2 separate regions of the Homo sapiens genome follow, and region 1 is linked to region 2. The links are chromatin loops, found by intact Hi-C in ENCODE. Cell type or tissue: B cell. All regions are shown on one strand. Each heading gives the region's core, and the rest is flanking DNA. Links, peaks and the distances in the headings are about the cores only. Region 1 overlaps MYCBP2 (MYC binding protein 2). Region 2 overlaps MYCBP2 (MYC binding protein 2).

Region 1 (8,374 bases), core at 47-8,046, 62 kb after region 2:
TTTTCTCTTCCCTCTAAAAAAGCTATTCTTCTCTAGGTATAGTATATTTGTGCATATAGGAAATAAAGGAACATTGAATCGTGCATTGATAACTTGACATAACTTGGTGATTGCAGAATATTCTTTTGCCATTTATTTTTAAATTTGACATAAACCTGTGAAACATAATTGTAAACATTAACCCTTTAAAGTTAAAAAAAAAATCCTCCACTAGCTAAATATTTAAAGAAATTATGTTGTTGTATCTGACTTTCCAAAGATAGATTGAGGTTCTAGGCACTTAGTGTATATTTTGTGACAAATAGGTTTCATCTGCAGTCCTAAATATATAGAACATCAGTAGAAACACTTTGTTCAGATTATTGGTGTACATAAATTTTATCTTGTCCTTATTTTTTGGTAGAACTCTTTCTTAGATCACCCTCCTTCATGTTTGGTAAAACAATATATAGTGAATATCTTTTCTTGAGTGGAATCTTCAGTATGAACCTCAATTATCACAGTCCTTGCTTTCCATGGCACTAAAATTAACAGAAATGTGTGCACATTGGAACCATGTCCTCCCCTTTCACAGTCACCACAGTTACCTAGAATCATGCGAAAGGAGGACAGAGTTCCCGTATTTCTGTGTTTCAGTTAACACAGCACTATGCAAAGTGATGCCTGCTTGTATGTTTTGTTTGTTTGTTTATTTATTTATTTATTTTGAGATGAAGTCTCACTCTGTTGCCCAGGCTGGAGTGCAGCTGCACAATCTTGGCCCACTGCAACCTCTCCCTCCCAGGTTCAAGCGATTCTCCTACATCAGCCTCTTGAGTAGCTGGGACTACAGGTGCCCGCCACCACGCCTGGCTAATTTTTGTATTTTTAGTAGAGGCGAGGTTTCACCATGTTGGCCAGGCTGGTTTCAAACTCCTGACGTCAAATGATCCACCTGCCTCAGCCTCCCAAAGTGTTGGGATTATAGGTGTGAGGCACTGTGCCCAACCTATTTTATTTTAAATGAATATTTTTGCATTTGGACAAGAATTCTAACTATGTATTCATTTTTTAAAAAATCAAACTTCAGAGTCATTCAGTGACTTTGGAAATCCTTATACTGTATTAAGTAATTAAAAATCTATTCTGATATGACACTTTTATGATTTTATCTTTATATTATTCTTAGCACTCCATTAAGCAATTTTTATTTAAAAACAAATTTTTATAAGAAAACAAAATTAGATGAATATGATATACTTACACTTCCATAGAGATAAAACAAGAAAGATAAATACCAAAATATTAACAATGCTTTTTCCTGACAGGTGAGTTTATAGATATTTTTTATTTTCTTCTTTACAATTTGTTTCCTAAATATTCTCCAATAAGCATATTAGTGTATAAATAGAGTAAAAGTTATGTTTTACAACTGAAGCCATTTTAAAAAAATACTGATTAGGTTTAAGGCATCCATACTTTGCTTACCTTTGCTTTTTAAAAAATATTTTTATTTTAATTGGATGGAGGACTCTCTTTCAGGTGCTGTGCTTTTCATTACTTTCTGGCCATGGTTCTCAAGGTGGTCTCAAAGGGACCAGCATCACTTGGGCACTTGTTAGAAGTACCAGTTCTCAGGCCCCACTTCAGATCTCTACTGAAACAAAAAACTGGGGGAGTACAGCCAGTAAACTGTGCTTTAATAGCGTTCCAGGTGATTCTGATGGTCCCAAAGTGTGAGACTTAGTGTGCTAGGTCAGTTGTTTGCACTTTGCGGTTTGATCCAATGACCTTCTGCATCAGAATCACCTGGGCCTAATGAATCAGAATTTATGGGTCAAGGGTCTTGGAAATAGATCTGAGTCACTTGCACAGTGTTCTAAGGCTCTTCTCTGGCACTGTGCTAGAAAAGATTGTAGTGGCTTTGCTCCCATGAGGAATAGAAACATCAAATAAAATGTTAGTGTTCCGGCTGCCATACATACAGATCTTTTATTTCTTTGGCCTGTTGATACTTTTTAGAAACTAAAAATTTAGTAGTATGTTAATAATTATACTTACTAGTAATTGGCTTTTACCTGTGTTAACATTTCAGAATTTAAGAATTAGGTTATGTTAGATTATTTTACTTGACTTTTCTGTCTCATCTTATTTACCAAGTCTGAACTAAGTTTTTCATAGATGATCAGAACTCTGGGCTCTAGTTCTTTTTTTTTGAGTCACAGTCCCACTCTGTTACCCAGGCTGGAGTGCAGTGGTGCGATCTCGGCTCACTGCAACCTCCGCCTCTCGGTTTCAAGCGATTCTCCTGCCTCGGCCTCCCGAGTAGCTGGGATTATAGGCATGCACCACCACACCTGGCTAATTTTGCATTTTTGTTAGAGATGGGGTTTCACCATGTTGGCCAGGCTGGTCTCAAACTTCTGACCTCAGGTGATCAGCCTCCCAAAGTGCTGGGAGTACAGGTGTGAGCCACTGCGCTCGGCCTGGGCCCTAGTTCTTGTACTAAAGCCTTGCTCAGACAGCTTCAGGCCTATTGACGTAATTTAGTTACTGTTTTATGACACCAGGTCTCTTATAATGGAATGTGTTATTGAAACCCAAGAAAGCAATGATATTACTGCTTCTTCATACATTTGGAACTTTTTAATTTTAAATCTTTGTGTTATTAATAGTCTAGTTAATTTTTTTAATTTATCTTTTTAGGTATTAATAGTATTCATTTATAGATTTTAGTTCAATGGTTTGTGATAACTTGTCTTTTTTAGATTATATTGGGTTGATTGATGTATTAATTTAACTGTGCAAGTGAAGTGCTTATTCAGTGAAATTCTTAAGTAGGGCTCTTGAAGTCATCAGAAGAACTAGTGGATGATCATATCAATGATTTTATCCTTATATTCCTTTTCAGCACTCTGTTTCGTAAGGAAAATTAAACTTCAATAATGTTAGCTTTTTCTTCTTTCTTCTAAGTATCCAAGTTTCATAATTGTGAGCTGTAGATGGGCTAAACCCATGTCCTGGCTTACATGGGAGAGTCCCATTTTATAGGTGTCCAGGCATATTTCTTTTTTTTTTTTTTTTTTTTTTTTTGAGACGGAGTCTCGCTCTGTCGCCCAGGCTGGAGTGCAGTGGTGCTATCTCGGCTCACTGCAAGCTCCGCCTCCTGGGTTCACACCACTCTTCTGCCTCAGCCTCCCGAGTAGCTGGGACTGCAGGCGTTCACCACCACACCGGGCTAATTTTTTGTATTTTTACTAGAGATGGGGTTTCACTTTGTTAGCCAGGATAGCCTCAATCTCCTGACCTTGTAATCCGCCTGCCTTGGCCTCCCAAAGTGCTGGGATTACAGGCGTGAGCCACCGCGTCCGGCATGTTGCTATTACTTTTTAAGCCCTTAAAACCATTATGGTTTTCTTGATTTGACGCATCAAATCCAATATTAGCTGATATTCCAGTGACACATAAAAGTCTCTTTTTAAATTAAAGTATTATATGAAGAATTTAGAGAGTATAAGTAAGAAAAAATAGATCAGCATAACCCTTTATACAAAGAGAACCATTAGTAGAATTTTGGTGTAACTTCTCACACTTTTTTACTTATTTCATATAATTTCATACTGTGATAGATATTGGTGTCCTGTTTGTATTCCCTTTAATATTATATCATGAAATTTTTTTGTGCTTTATTGCAAATACCATATTAAAGTAATATAGGAATTTAGGTCAAGGTTTTGCATAAACCTATTCCTTAATTCAATTATTGTTTTTATTTCGTTGTCATCTTCTAATCAAGTTTTACTTATTTCTAGTTATATCATTGACTGAATTTTGTTTTACATTTTTGCTTAGTGTTATAATACATATATTTTTATGTTTTGCTTGTATTGTACCCCTACCTTCCCATTTCCATCCCCCCCTCAAAGTAAATGTTAATAGTCTAATATCTTACTCTATTAAAATATAATCATGTACAGAGACTTACACATATGTGAAAGTGTAGACATATGTTTATTTACAAAAGTAGTATTCTGTATATACATTTGCAACATCTTTTTCTCATTTTACAATACAAGAAGAACACACTGTAGGTCAGTAAATGTGGATCTACCACATTCTATACAGTAACTACCTAATATCATAATATGGCTATACCATAGTTTATATAACCATTATTTATTGATGGGCATTCAGGTTATTGTAAGTTTTTGTGGGTTTTACTGTAATAAATATTCTTAAACTTAGAGCTACATATTAGTGTTTGTATAGTAGAGCTTTCCCAAAATAGAATGTGTGGGGCAGAGAGTATATATCTGTCTTAAATTTTAACAGATAATTCACATTGTTTTAAAAATGTTATAGGAATTTGTTTATACTCCCTAGACTAATGTATAAGAGTAGTGTTTTCCTCTAGCATCACCTGTATTCATTATTCTTTTATTTATTTATTTATTTATTTATTTTTTGTAGAGGCAGGATCTTGCTATGTTGCCCAGGCTGGCCTCGAACAACTGGGCCCAAGTGACCCTCCTGCCTCAGCCTCCCGAGTAGCTAGGACTGTACAGGCATGTGCCACCACACCTGGGTTTAGTTATTCTTTTTAATTCTTGGAAAACAGTGGTGAACAATGTTATCTCATTGTTAATTTAAATAACACAAAATCATATTCTGTGTAAAATTATTTCATAAATCTCATTTTAATGGCTGCGTATTATTCCATTTAGTAGATGTATTATAGTTTTTAATTACTTTCATTTGGGTATTTTTAAAATGTTGCTATAATGAATAAAGTTGTAGTAAACACCTTTGAGGTGAAATCCTTTAAAAATATTTTAGAGTTTTCTTTAGGATAGATTCCTAGGGTGCAGTTACTAGATCAAAGGATAATAATTTTTATGATCTTGAAATATATCACCAAGAGCTTTCTGAAAGGCTTGTACTATTTAACACTGCCACTTATTCCATGCTTTTTCTGCCTACCTGCCTACAGATGAACTCTGAATTACCCATTGTCTACACATGAGTGTAGCTTCTATCTAAACCTGGTTATCTCATACCCCTATTTTACTCACTCCTCTCCCAATGAAAGAAATAAATCACCAAGTTCTATTTATACAGCCTTCTTAATTCTTTAATAGCTTTTTAATATCTACTTTTCAGAATCTTACTGTTTCCTTAGCTGAGGCTTCTTTTCTTTGCCTATCTGACAGCAAAAAGCCTTTTAACTGGCCTTACCTCCAGTCTTATCTTCTAAGCCATTAGCCACCTTCTTTCCAGAATATTCATTCTGCAATACAGATCAGATCAGTAGCACTTCTCTGTTTAAAACCAAAAGGCTATTCATAGTCCTTAGGATGAAGGATATACTTTTATCTCTACAGCCTCATCTCTCTCTATTCTCATTTCTTTTCCCTTGCCCTTCCTTTTTTTCCCCTACCTCTGAACCTTTATGCTACTTGTTACCTCCTTTATTTGACCTCATCTTATGTGGTGGTTTCTTTTATCTCTACACTGTCTACCTTCCCACCCTCAAGTTTTGTTAGCTTCTCCTCTAGTTTGTGTGCCTCCTTTTGTTATAGCATACTGTCATAATTTCTTGTTTAGTTGTGTGTAAACCCTCCCTCCCCTCATTAGAATGTGAGCTTCTTGAAGCAGAGATTGTATCTTGTTTATCAAGGGTTCCCAGAACTTCACATGGTACCTGTTAGTACCATGATTTGTAGTATATTTTTGTTGACTAATTGAAAGCAGGTTAGGGACTTATCATCTCTAGAATGAAGTTTTGTGGTATAAAAAGGTTTTAATTATCTGTTTTTTTGCATACCTCTCCAAGCAAATTTCCCAAGACTTTTGCTCCATCACATATACTCTGTAAAAGTCAGCTACATGTATTTTTAATGACTATACAATATTGTTTAATATCTTTATGCTTTTATAAAATCCTAATTTATATCCTATTCCTTTTAACTGGAATGCCCTCTCTTCCTTTCCTTTTCTCTTGTTAAACTTTTTGTCATTCTTTGAAACCTTGCTGATTGTCCTGAGTTTATTTAGTATCTTTTCTTACTTCAGGACATAATGTGTATAGATTTCTTTTATAGCATTTATTGTAATATTTCATAGTTTGTGTTTTTATTTCTGTTTTTTTCCCTAGTGGACTGAATTCCAGTGAGACCTGTATCTTTGTCATTATATTCATTTCACCTAGTGTCTGCTAAATAAAAGATAATCAGAAAATTTGGTGAATAAATTAGTGACTCAACTATATTTAAAGAAACATTATTTTAGCCCATGGGATACAATAGTATTTTCGAGCCCAATTGCTTTAATTTTTAGACATGATTGCCCCCGTGCCTTCTTGATTTATAAATCAAAAGATTCTAAAAAGATTGAATTTAGCAAGACATTAAACGGGTGTGGGTGTGATGTATTTTCATGAGGAGAAACAATATTGTAGGCAGACCATAGAAATCAGAAAATGGTAATATAACAATATTATTACCTTAATATCTATAACTTTTTTATATAGTTGGAAAATACTTTTTATAGTAATTTATATATCTGCTTTGTAACAATTGAGAAATCATGCATGTTAAGAAAATAAGGCATTTTGTTCATATTTGTTCATATTTGAAATATCAATTTTATTACATTTTAGAAATGGAACTCAGTTTACATAACCTTAGCCTGAGAAAATAATTGGTACTGCATTATTGAGAACTTATTCTTCTGTTAACATTAAATTAGCATGTTTCTATCTGTAGTAGTCATAGAATATGTTATTCATGGTTTTTCATACAATTTGAGGTATTTGCATTTTTGTTTATATCTAGAAACATAATTGAAATATGGTTCCTTTACCCACTTGTACATTTAATGAAGGGTACTTTGATATTTAATTTGACATTTATGAAATTTTATTAGAGGGCAGTAGGCTCAATTTGTCCCATCATTAGAAAAATTAAACTGAAGATCAATAGAGAATCATGAAAAAACTTGTTTTAAATAAAAATGTTCAGTGCTTATATAGTGTCATAATTCCTGTTTCAGTTAATGGTAACCTGTCAAATTTAGAGTGTTTTCAAATTTGAAGACATTTTTGATGTTGTTAAAACTCAAGGAAACTATAGTTCTGCTGTATAAGAAAAAAACCTAAAATTTTAAGTTGTAACTAAAATTTATTTTTCTTTTCAAGGTAAATAAATGTTAATGGGAAAAATGATTTATTTTATTTTATTAAAATAAATTTGGCTGTATATTTTTTCCTTAAATACCATATAAGTGGAAAGAGCTATAATCTGTGTGGGTATGTATTTATATATGTATATATATATGTACATAGTGGCACTTTAGAAGAAATGATTTAATGAAAGATGTTTCCAAAATGTTATTTGGGTTAGGTGCCCCCTTTACCATCAATATAAAGCCCAAGCTCCTTTCTCTCTCTCTCTCTCTCTCGTTCTCTCTCTCTCTCTGTGTGTATACATATATCTATATGCAGAATATAGACATTTTTGTTTTGTTTTTGATCATCTGGTTTTCTTAACCTCTATTTATGATTTGTAGTAAACTCGGTAACATTTTTATTTTGGTTTTGTAGCAAGATTAATACAAATATTAAACCTGGAAGAGCTTGTTAAAACTTAATGGTTAATTTAAAAATTAGTTTTTATGTTTCAATGGAAAAGATATCTGTCTTCAACGAATACATGGTTTACTGACTTTGAATATATATGATATTAAAAAAGTATTTGTAAGATAATTTGATTGATTTAAATTGAACTTCTTGATTATCTATTTGAGACTATTAGTAACTACACAATAATTTTATGAGTATACAAGACGGGTTTTGTACTTTATAAATTATATTTAAGATATTAACTTTTATGTGAAATGGTGATTAGGTTATGGGTGGGGGTGGGGGGCTGGAGTGGGGAAATTGGAAGAAAAGTATAATGTCCAAAACCGTTAAGAATAAATTTTTATGCTTTTTAGTTTGAATTATTTTTTGTTCATTATAGTGTTTTCATTTTGTGAGTTTTTCTATGCACATACAAAATGTTTCTCCTCAGGCCCCCTTGTATTTGCTGGTCCTATTTTTATGAACCATCGAGAACAGGCTCTAGCCAGACTCAGATCCCATCCAGCACAGCTAAAGCATAAACGGGACAAGCACAAAGGTATTTGGTCTTCCTTATCACCTAGGTGGGATACTTTCCCAATTTCTTCCACTCATTTGAATTTTGTCTCTGGGAAAATGCACAAACCTGATTCTTCTACTTTGCTTCTATCATGATGTAGCCTGAGGAGAAAGAACATTCTGAAAGTGATACCGTTTGTCAGTGACTGTCATGCTTCTTGTTTTTTTGTTGTCGTTAGCTTTCATAAAGGAGAT
Region 2 (8,374 bases), core at 65-8,064:
CCTCTCGGGTTCAAGCGATTCTCCTGCCTCAGCCTCCTGAGTAGCTGGGATTACAGGTGCGTGCCACCACGCCCGGCTAATTTTTGTATTTTTAGTAGAGACGGTATTTCACCATGTTGGTGAGGCTGGTCTCGAACACCTGACCTCATGATCCACCTGCCTTGGCCTCCCAAAGTGCTGGGATTACAGGCATGAGCCACCGCGCCTGGCCGATTAATCATGTTTTCAAGTTTTTCTATGTCAGTGCTGTTTTGGTCTCTACTTGTTCTATCAGTTACAGAGAGGTATGTTAGAACTTACTCTTTCAATTGTGGATTTGTATTTTCCCATTTAACTTCTGTCAATTTTACTTTATATATTTTGAAGCTGTGTTACTGGATGCATTCAAATTTAGGAGTGTTATGATTTCCTAATGATTTGACCCTTTTGCCATTTAGAAATGCTCTTTTCATTTCTTTTAATACTGTTGCCTTAAAAATTACTTTGTCAAATATTAAAATAGCCACTCCAACTTTTTTTGGGACACTGGAGAGTGTGCTTGAGATACATCTTTTTCTGTCCTTTTAGCATGTATCCTTTCATTTAAAATTATGATATTACAGTTATTAAAGGAAGACTTTCCTTCAGTATTTCTTGTAATATTGGTCTCTTGACAGTGAATTATGTCAGCTTTCATGGATCTAAAAACATCTTTATTTTTGTCTTCATTCTTACAGGATACTTTTAGAATCCTTTATGTGAATTATATCAGCTTTCATGGATCTAAAAACATCTTTATTTTTGTCTTCATTCTTAAAAGATACATTCTTAAAGGTTACATGATTCCAGGTTACTTTCCCCCACCTCTAACCCCCATCCCTCCACTCTACCACCTCCCCCTCCCCACCCCCCAGCCCTTTTCAACACAAAGAATGGAAACTATCAATTTTATTGTTCCTTTAAGCATATCTCTTCTCTGGCTGCTTTAAAGATTTTCTCTTTATGCTTTGCTTTTAGCAATATGACCATGCTGTGCCTAGGTATGCTTTTCTTTGGATTTTCCTGCTTAAAGTTCCCTGAGTTTCTTGAATCTCTCAGTTGATTTCTTTCTTCACTTTTGGGAAATTGTCAGTAATTATCTTGTCATATATTGCTTTTGTTCCATTCTTTTTTCTCTCTTTCTGGGATTCCAATTATATGAATATGAGACCATCTGACTTTGTCCCACATGTCTCGTTCTCTGTTTGGTTCATCCCATTTTTGTTTCCGTGATTGAATTCTGTTATTTATTTATTTATTTATTTTTGGCCTGTTTGCAAGTCTGTGAAACCTGTTTTTCTGTAACTTACTCTGCTTTTAAAATCATATGAGAAGTTCTTAATTTCAGATGTTTATTTTTCAGTTTCAGAATGTCCACTTGGTTCTTTTTTTATAAATTATGTTGAAAATTGCCAATTGCATTATTTTACACATATTGTTAATCTCTGCATCTCAGGTACTTGCCTCCTAACGTTAATATCTGGGTTTTCTGTGAGTCTGACTAATTTTCTGGTTTTCTCTTGATTATGTGTCTGCCACATATTTTGCTTCTTTTGATGTCCCTTAATGTGTTTACTTAGTGTCCCCGAACTAGACTAACACTGTGTATGAATGAACATGATTTTCTTTCAGATCATGTGTTTTCTCCTAGAGAGGTGTGCTCTTTGCTGTGTCAGACAGATAGAATGAGGAGTTTGATTATCTCAATCCAGTGAGGGATTACATAGACCGCTCCCTCCCTCTACTAGGATTCTGTCTTCTTACGGAAGTTTTCTCTTCCCTTTTGACCCAGCCTCTTTTTTTTTTTTTTTTTTTTTTTTTTTGAGATGGAGTCTTGCTCTGTAGCCCAGGCTGGAGTGCAGTGGCGCGATCTTGGCTCTTGGCTCGTCACAACCTCTGCCTTCCAGGTTCAAGCGATTCTCCTGCCTCCGCCTCCCTAGTTGCTGGGATTGCAGGCGTGCACCACCATACCCAGCTAATTTTTTGCATTTTTAGTAGAGACGGGGTTTCACCATGTTGGCCAAGCTGGTCTCGAACTCCTGACCTCAAGTAATCTGCCCGCCTCAGCTTCCCAAAGTGCTGGTATTACAGGTGTGAGCCACCGCGCCCAGCCTTGACCCAGCCTCTCTATCATCCTTCAGTGTTCCAGTTACATTTCTGAGGAGATATACCACTGGGAAAGCTGTCTATGTATCTAGAGCTTTTCTAGATTCCAGTCTGTCATTTCAGCCCACATGGGCATCTAAAGCACTACTAGTCTCTTGTTTCCTTTATTAGAGTTCCTCTGCTTAAGCCAAGCTCAGTCCTTACTCATGCCCAAGCTCTGCAGTTACCCCCATGGAAGAACAAGCCAGTGGTCTCAGCTGCCTTGGAAGTGCTCTTCCACCTCTGGATTTTTTGTTCTTTTAGTCCTCATTGCTTCCACAGCTTTCTTACGTTGGTTAGTCTGGTCTTTGAAGCAGGCGCATTGGCCTGCCTCCTATCTAATCACTTACTTTAGGGAAGTGGAAGTCAGAAGTTTATCTTTATAAAAAGAAAAGGCAGATAATTTTAGGAGTGCTTATTTTTATAAGCATAGTGATGTTTTGAATAGTTTTATCTGTGTTGCATACTCATAGCTATAAAGCATTTTTTTCCTTTCTGATATGGGCCTGTTTATCAAAATATGCCCCAGATCTGGGGCGAGCAAACAAAGACCCACAGACCAATGAGGCCCAATTCTTGTTTTTATGTAGCCTGTGAACTAAAAGTGGTTTTTACATTTTTAAAAGGTTGAAAAGAAAATAAAAAAGGAAGAGAATGTTTTGTGAGCATTATGTGAAATTTGGAAGTTTTATTGTAATATATGCACACTCCTCTCTTTATGTGCTGCCGATGGCTGCTTTCGTGCTGTAACCATTGAGTAGTTGCAACAGAGATCTTGTGACTCACAAAGTGTAAAATATTTGCTGTGTGGCCCTTTGCAGAAAAAATTTCCCTATTCCTGCTTTACATCACAGGCTCAGGAATTTTTTATTTCTTATTACTAAGAGAAATTAAGCAAAAGATTGAAACCATTTTATTCCAGAAGTTCTGTAAATTTGGATTTATTAAAATCTTAGCATTTTAGAGGATTTACAAGGAACCTCAGTCTCCTTCATCTCTTTATTTTGCAAATGAAGCAGATTTGAGTGAAAGAGGTTTTAAAATTATGACTACATTTTTGGTATAAAGTATACTCAGTAATAAGCTGATAGAGAAACTATTGATCTATATCACTGAATAATTTGCAAAATTGATTTGTTCTTATATTGCAGAAGTATTTGATTTTTCTTAAGCAGTGTAGCTCTTAAGAAAATATTTTTGGAATTTTTAAAGTAAATATTTTAAGATAAATATTTAAGGCATGTTAATAGCCTTTTCCTTTTATTGTCAACCACAATTCTTTCAAATCTGATGGATATGAAGTTATTTTTGTGAGAAGACTGAAAGTCTTACAGGACCAATTCCAGACATTCTTCATTAAGCTTCGATTGATTTAGAATATAAAGCCCTAAATCATCAGAAATTCCAAGTTAAATTGTTAATGTGTAAGACTGGTTTTTAGAGTTTCTCTTTTATATTCCCATCCTCAGATATTGTGAAAGGTTTAAGCTTAGTTCTCAAATATAGAGATATAATGGTGTGTTATATTACTAGCAAATGGCATTTTTAAATTTTCCAATGTTGAATACAAATTTTGTTTATATAATTTTCAACTTATTACTGGCTCTTTTAGAAAACTTCTACCTCTTCCTCTGCAAACCAAATCAACAACAACAACAAAAAACACAGTAAAAGTAATTTATAATTAATTTGGGAATAGCTAGTTCTTGGATGGCCTGTACTTAAGAATTGATGGGTTCAGATTCATAAGAATTGTTACAACCAATTAAATGCCATCATGCATAGAAAGAAGTATTTTAGAAATGTACGTAAAGTCATTTGAACTTTAAAGAAGTTCCATTAGATAAAACAGACACAAACATTGGTCTCTAATTGGGAAAATTTGAGTCAGTTATAACTTGTCTTTAGGAAATCTATCTGAATTTGGATTTATATATTCTACTTCTCTGAAAATTGGTTTGGAATAAATTTTGATGCTTTTATAAGTTATATAGAAGGGGCTAACCTCTTAGTAGTTATGTATTCCTGTTGCTCAAATACCTGATTTCACTCAGGTAATCTTTAATATAAAGGAAAGTTGGTTTCCTAAATAGTATGAAGAATACGTATTGTGTTTTATTTATTTATTTGTTCATCTGATATTTATTGACCATCCCTGATGCTTCACATTGATGCAGGTGCTGAAAGTACACAGTTGAAATAGACATTCATCATGCCCTCACAATGCTAGTAGTTGAGTAGATTCTATAAGCAGGTATATGTATTTATGTTTAGCATTTGGCACTGTTAATCTTTCTCTTTCTCTTTACTTTTATGGCATACTATCTTGTGGAAATCTCATCCACATACATAGTTTCCATGACCTCCTTTGTACTAAAGTCTGTGCAAAATAATCCCAAGGATAACTCCTTAGTGGGCCTTTCTGGCTAGAGATGCTTTAAATGCACTCATGTCGATACCATAGATGTAGATACCTTATTTTAATCTCTGAGTAAGGCATGTAGCTGTAGCTCTCAACTTCCTCATTTCTCCCCTTCCTCACTCTTTCTCTTATACTTTCTCTTTCTCTTAAAATACTCGTTGAGTACTATATCCCAGGAACTTTTCTGGACAGAGGCTAGAGTAGTGAACAAGAAAGACAGGGCCCCTGCACTATTGGAGCTTTTAGCTTGGCGAGGAAGCAATACATTAAACAGTTCCATACATAATTACAGTTATTGGCTGTACAATGAAACATAAATATACGATGAATGAGAGTGTATATTAGGGAAACTCATCCAGTGTGGGGAGTTAGACTTAAGTGACACTTATGCTGAGACCTCGAAGATAAGTAGTGGTTAGCAGGAGAAGACGTGGTAGAGAATTTCAGGAAGAGGGAAAACCTTTGTGAAAGTTGTGATGAAGCTTAACAGGTTCAGACAACTGAAAGAATATCCTTCTTGCTGGAGTATGATGAATCAGGTGGAAAAGAATGCAAAATGAGGCAGGAGAGATTGATGGAGGTCAGTTATTGGAAGAGGATCTTTTAAACGATGTCGGTGCTTTTGGACTTTATCTTAAGAGAATTGAGAAGATACTGATTTTTAAGCTGGGGAATTATCCACTCAGGTTTGTGTCTTTAAAAGTTGAGTTAGGTTCCTATGTGAAGAATGGATTGAAGGGTATGGATGTGCAGAAATGAGTTAAGCTTTTGCAGTGGTCCAGGTAAGAGGTGGTGGTAACCTAGCTTATTAGCATTGCAGCAGTAAAGATGGTGTGGACAGATTCAATAACTGTTTATGAGATATAATTGACCAGATTTTGTGATTATTTTGATTTCAAGAGTGAAACTGAAGGCAATGTCAAGGATAACATTTTCATCTGCTTGTTACTCTTGTCTATTTGTTGACATTTTGGTATTTTGAAGTTACACATCTTCAAAATCAAACCCATTACTTTTTTTCCAGCAGGCTAACTCTTCCTTCTAACTTCTCTATTTTTAAGAGTGACATTGTCTACCTCCAAGTGACCTAGGCTTAAAATTTTTCTCTTTTGTCACTGCTGTTACTAAATTAGTTACCAAATCTTAAGGACTTGACCCCTTCAGCATCTGGAACAACCTCCTCCCCTTCGTTCTCCCTGCATTCCCTCTTCCCCCCGACTTCATCCTTTTTTCTTTATTACAGCAGTAGTATCCTCTTGTTAGATCACTAAACTGTGCTTTCCATTCAAGTCTCTGAGCTCCTTGGGGACAAGAACTGTCTTTTTCATTTTGTGTCTTTACTACTTTGCATCTCAGCATGGTGAACATAAAACATATTAAGTGAAATGAAAATAAAATGTTTTCCTTGCTTCTTGTTTCTTGCACCATAATTCTTATTCTTTATCACATATTTTTTTCTGTTTCTCAAAAGTTATTCAGGGGCTTCCTTTTGCTTAAAGAATAATTTGGTCTTAGGACTATGTGATAATGAAGTATCCAGACTGGCTGCTGGAGACATAAAGTATATGAGCTGGGGATTTTCCTATAGTAGTTTAGTAAAAAGTGGCTCTTAAGTCCCTTTGCACCGTAGCCCTCACTACCAAAAAGAGCAGATTTTTTTTCTTGGAAACATCACTGACATTTGTAAACATCCCACTATGGATAAAGTATAAAACACTTCATTTGATGCCTTTTTAATGTTTTAAGTTTATGTTTTTGCAGAATTCAAATTTGTATTATCATTTAATATATATTGTATATTGCTTAGCTGCCCCATGTTATCTTCTCAATAGCTACTTTATATGTTAGTATCTTATATGTGTATGTAAAGTATATTGTTTCACATAAAGAAATTTTGCAAGAAAAAGATCCAAATGTCTACTTTGGAAATACCCATTTTTGATAGCTTTGTATGTCCTAATATGAACATTCATATTTTTTTCCCATTTTTCTTTTAATATTTAGGAATAAGAAAATTTTAAATAAGAAGAAATTGAAAAGAAAACAGAAGAGCAAATCAAAAGTGAAGACAAGAAGCAAGGTAAAGCTGCTGGTAATTGATAAGGAATAGGACTTTTTCATATGGTGATTTGAATAAAAATGCCAAGATTAAAAAATATAATTAAACCATTTTATTAGTATGTGCTGAAGTAATTTTGTAAAAGCCCTTTATGATTTGGTTCCTCTTTTAGTTTCATCTTTCTTTTGGGTGTTTCTTTTCTTTCTTGCCTTTTTTTTTTCTTTTTTGAAACAGGGTCTTGTTTTGTCACCCAGGCTGGAGTCCAGTAGTTTCCTGGGCTCAAGTGATCCTTCCACCTCAGCCTCCTGAGTAGCTGGGACTACAAGTAAATGCCACCACAACCAGCTAATTGTTAAATTTTTTGTAGAGACAGGGTCTCACGGTATTGGCCAGGCTTGTCTCGAACTCGTGGGCTCAAGCAATCCTCTCACCTCGGCCTCCCAAAGTACTGACATTGCAGACATGAGCCACTGTGCCCAGCCTATTTCTGGGATTTTCTTGACCAGTAGCCTGGAAGTTAATATCTGGATGTTGAAAATTATTTGCTATTTATTCTTATTATCTTTGATCAGTCCTTTGGGGAACATATCCATTTCTGTTCTCTTTTTTCAATCTGACTACAGGTACTAGAAACTTGAGTAAAATTAGCTTGTAAACTGGGACTTGGATTTGGGTTCATCATATGCCTTTCTTGACAGGAATTAGGGAAACTTGGTGTGTCCATATTGTTCTGAGCCTCTTTTGACTGTTGGTAGCTCTGCAAAAGAAAAGGCAATATGGAATATTTGAATTAGGTGAGACCTTAGAAACCAAGAATCTATTTTCACCTAATGCAGAGATCTCTATAAAATCCATCTTTTTTATACTGAACATTTTCAGTGACCAGAGCACTTGATATAACAGTCTCTTTTCTATTGAACATCTAGACAGAAGGAAGAGAGGAGTCGTAACTATGATTCCTGAATAGCTTCACTTTGAGTTAAAGAAACAATAGATTTGCTGGGCCTGTATAGCAACTATAGAGGCAATTGTTTCCTACACTTTTAAGTTAGTGTTTTTACTATTGTAACTGAGAGAAATCTACTTCAAAGTAGCAAACCTAAAATAAAATGAAAGGTTGGGGGATGGCATTTATTTGGTGGCTCTATCTTGAGACACAGATGGATCCGGGGATGAAATGATATCATTGGCTGGGTGCAGTGGCTCACGCCTGTAATCCCCGCACTTTGGGAGGCCGAGGCTGGCAGATCACGAGGTCAAGAGGTCGAGACCATCCTGGCCAACATGGTGAAACCCTGTCTCTACGAAAAATACAAAAATTAGCTGGGCGTGGTGGTGGGTGCCTGTAGTCCCAGCTACTCAGGAGGCTGAGGCAGGAGATTGCTTGAACCCGGGAGGAGCAGGTTGCAGTGAGCTGAGATCGCACCACTGCACTCCAGCCTGGCGACAGAGTAAGACTCCGTCTCAAAAATAAATAAATAAATAAAAATAATCAAACCCATATTTTCAGCTCTTGCTTCTGCCTTCCTCTGTGTGTGGACTTATTACCTGTGACTGAGGCTGAGGCTGCCAGTAGCTCCAACTCCATTTGCTCTGAGCAAGAGGCAATCTCTTATACTAGTCATAGCAGAAAGTCTTGGGTAGGATTTTCGGTTTACCTGCATCATTTGCTTTGACCACGGAGATACGGGATACTTTGGTTAGACTGAGTTATATTTTTAACCCTGAGA

What was found. A loop is a pair of places that touch in the nucleus more often than their neighbours do. Peaks named below come from ENCODE experiments on the same cell type or tissue, not always from the same donor. Only the 100,000 strongest peaks of a DNase experiment are listed, where the experiment ranks them.
Region 1: a loop joins it to region 2, with 2.1 times the contacts of the local background. A loop is called at or near these places in 2 of 110 quality-filtered maps.

What each region holds. Positions count from the first base shown.
Region 1 is chr13:77,232,941-77,241,314 of GRCh38, reverse strand. MYCBP2 (MYC binding protein 2) reads left to right here. Exons shown (of 83, transcript NM_015057.5): 18 at 8,052-8,159. Among named protein-coding and RNA genes, the nearest start is that of MYCBP2, 90 kb to the left of the region's middle. In B cell, for the core only: no CTCF peak of the experiment used is centred there; no DNase peak of the experiment used is centred there.
Region 2 is chr13:77,294,890-77,303,263 of GRCh38, reverse strand. It overlaps MYCBP2 (MYC binding protein 2), which reads left to right. Exons shown (of 83, transcript NM_015057.5): 2 at 6,590-6,665. It overlaps LOC124903184 (a long non-coding RNA gene), which reads right to left. Exons shown (of 3, transcript XR_007063827.1): 3 at 7,322-7,401. Among named protein-coding and RNA genes, the nearest start is that of MYCBP2, 28 kb to the left of the region's middle. In B cell, for the core only: no CTCF peak of the experiment used is centred there; DNase peaks (open chromatin) are centred at 2,403 and 4,583; H3K4me3 peaks cover 2,135 bases; H3K27ac peaks cover 6,783 bases.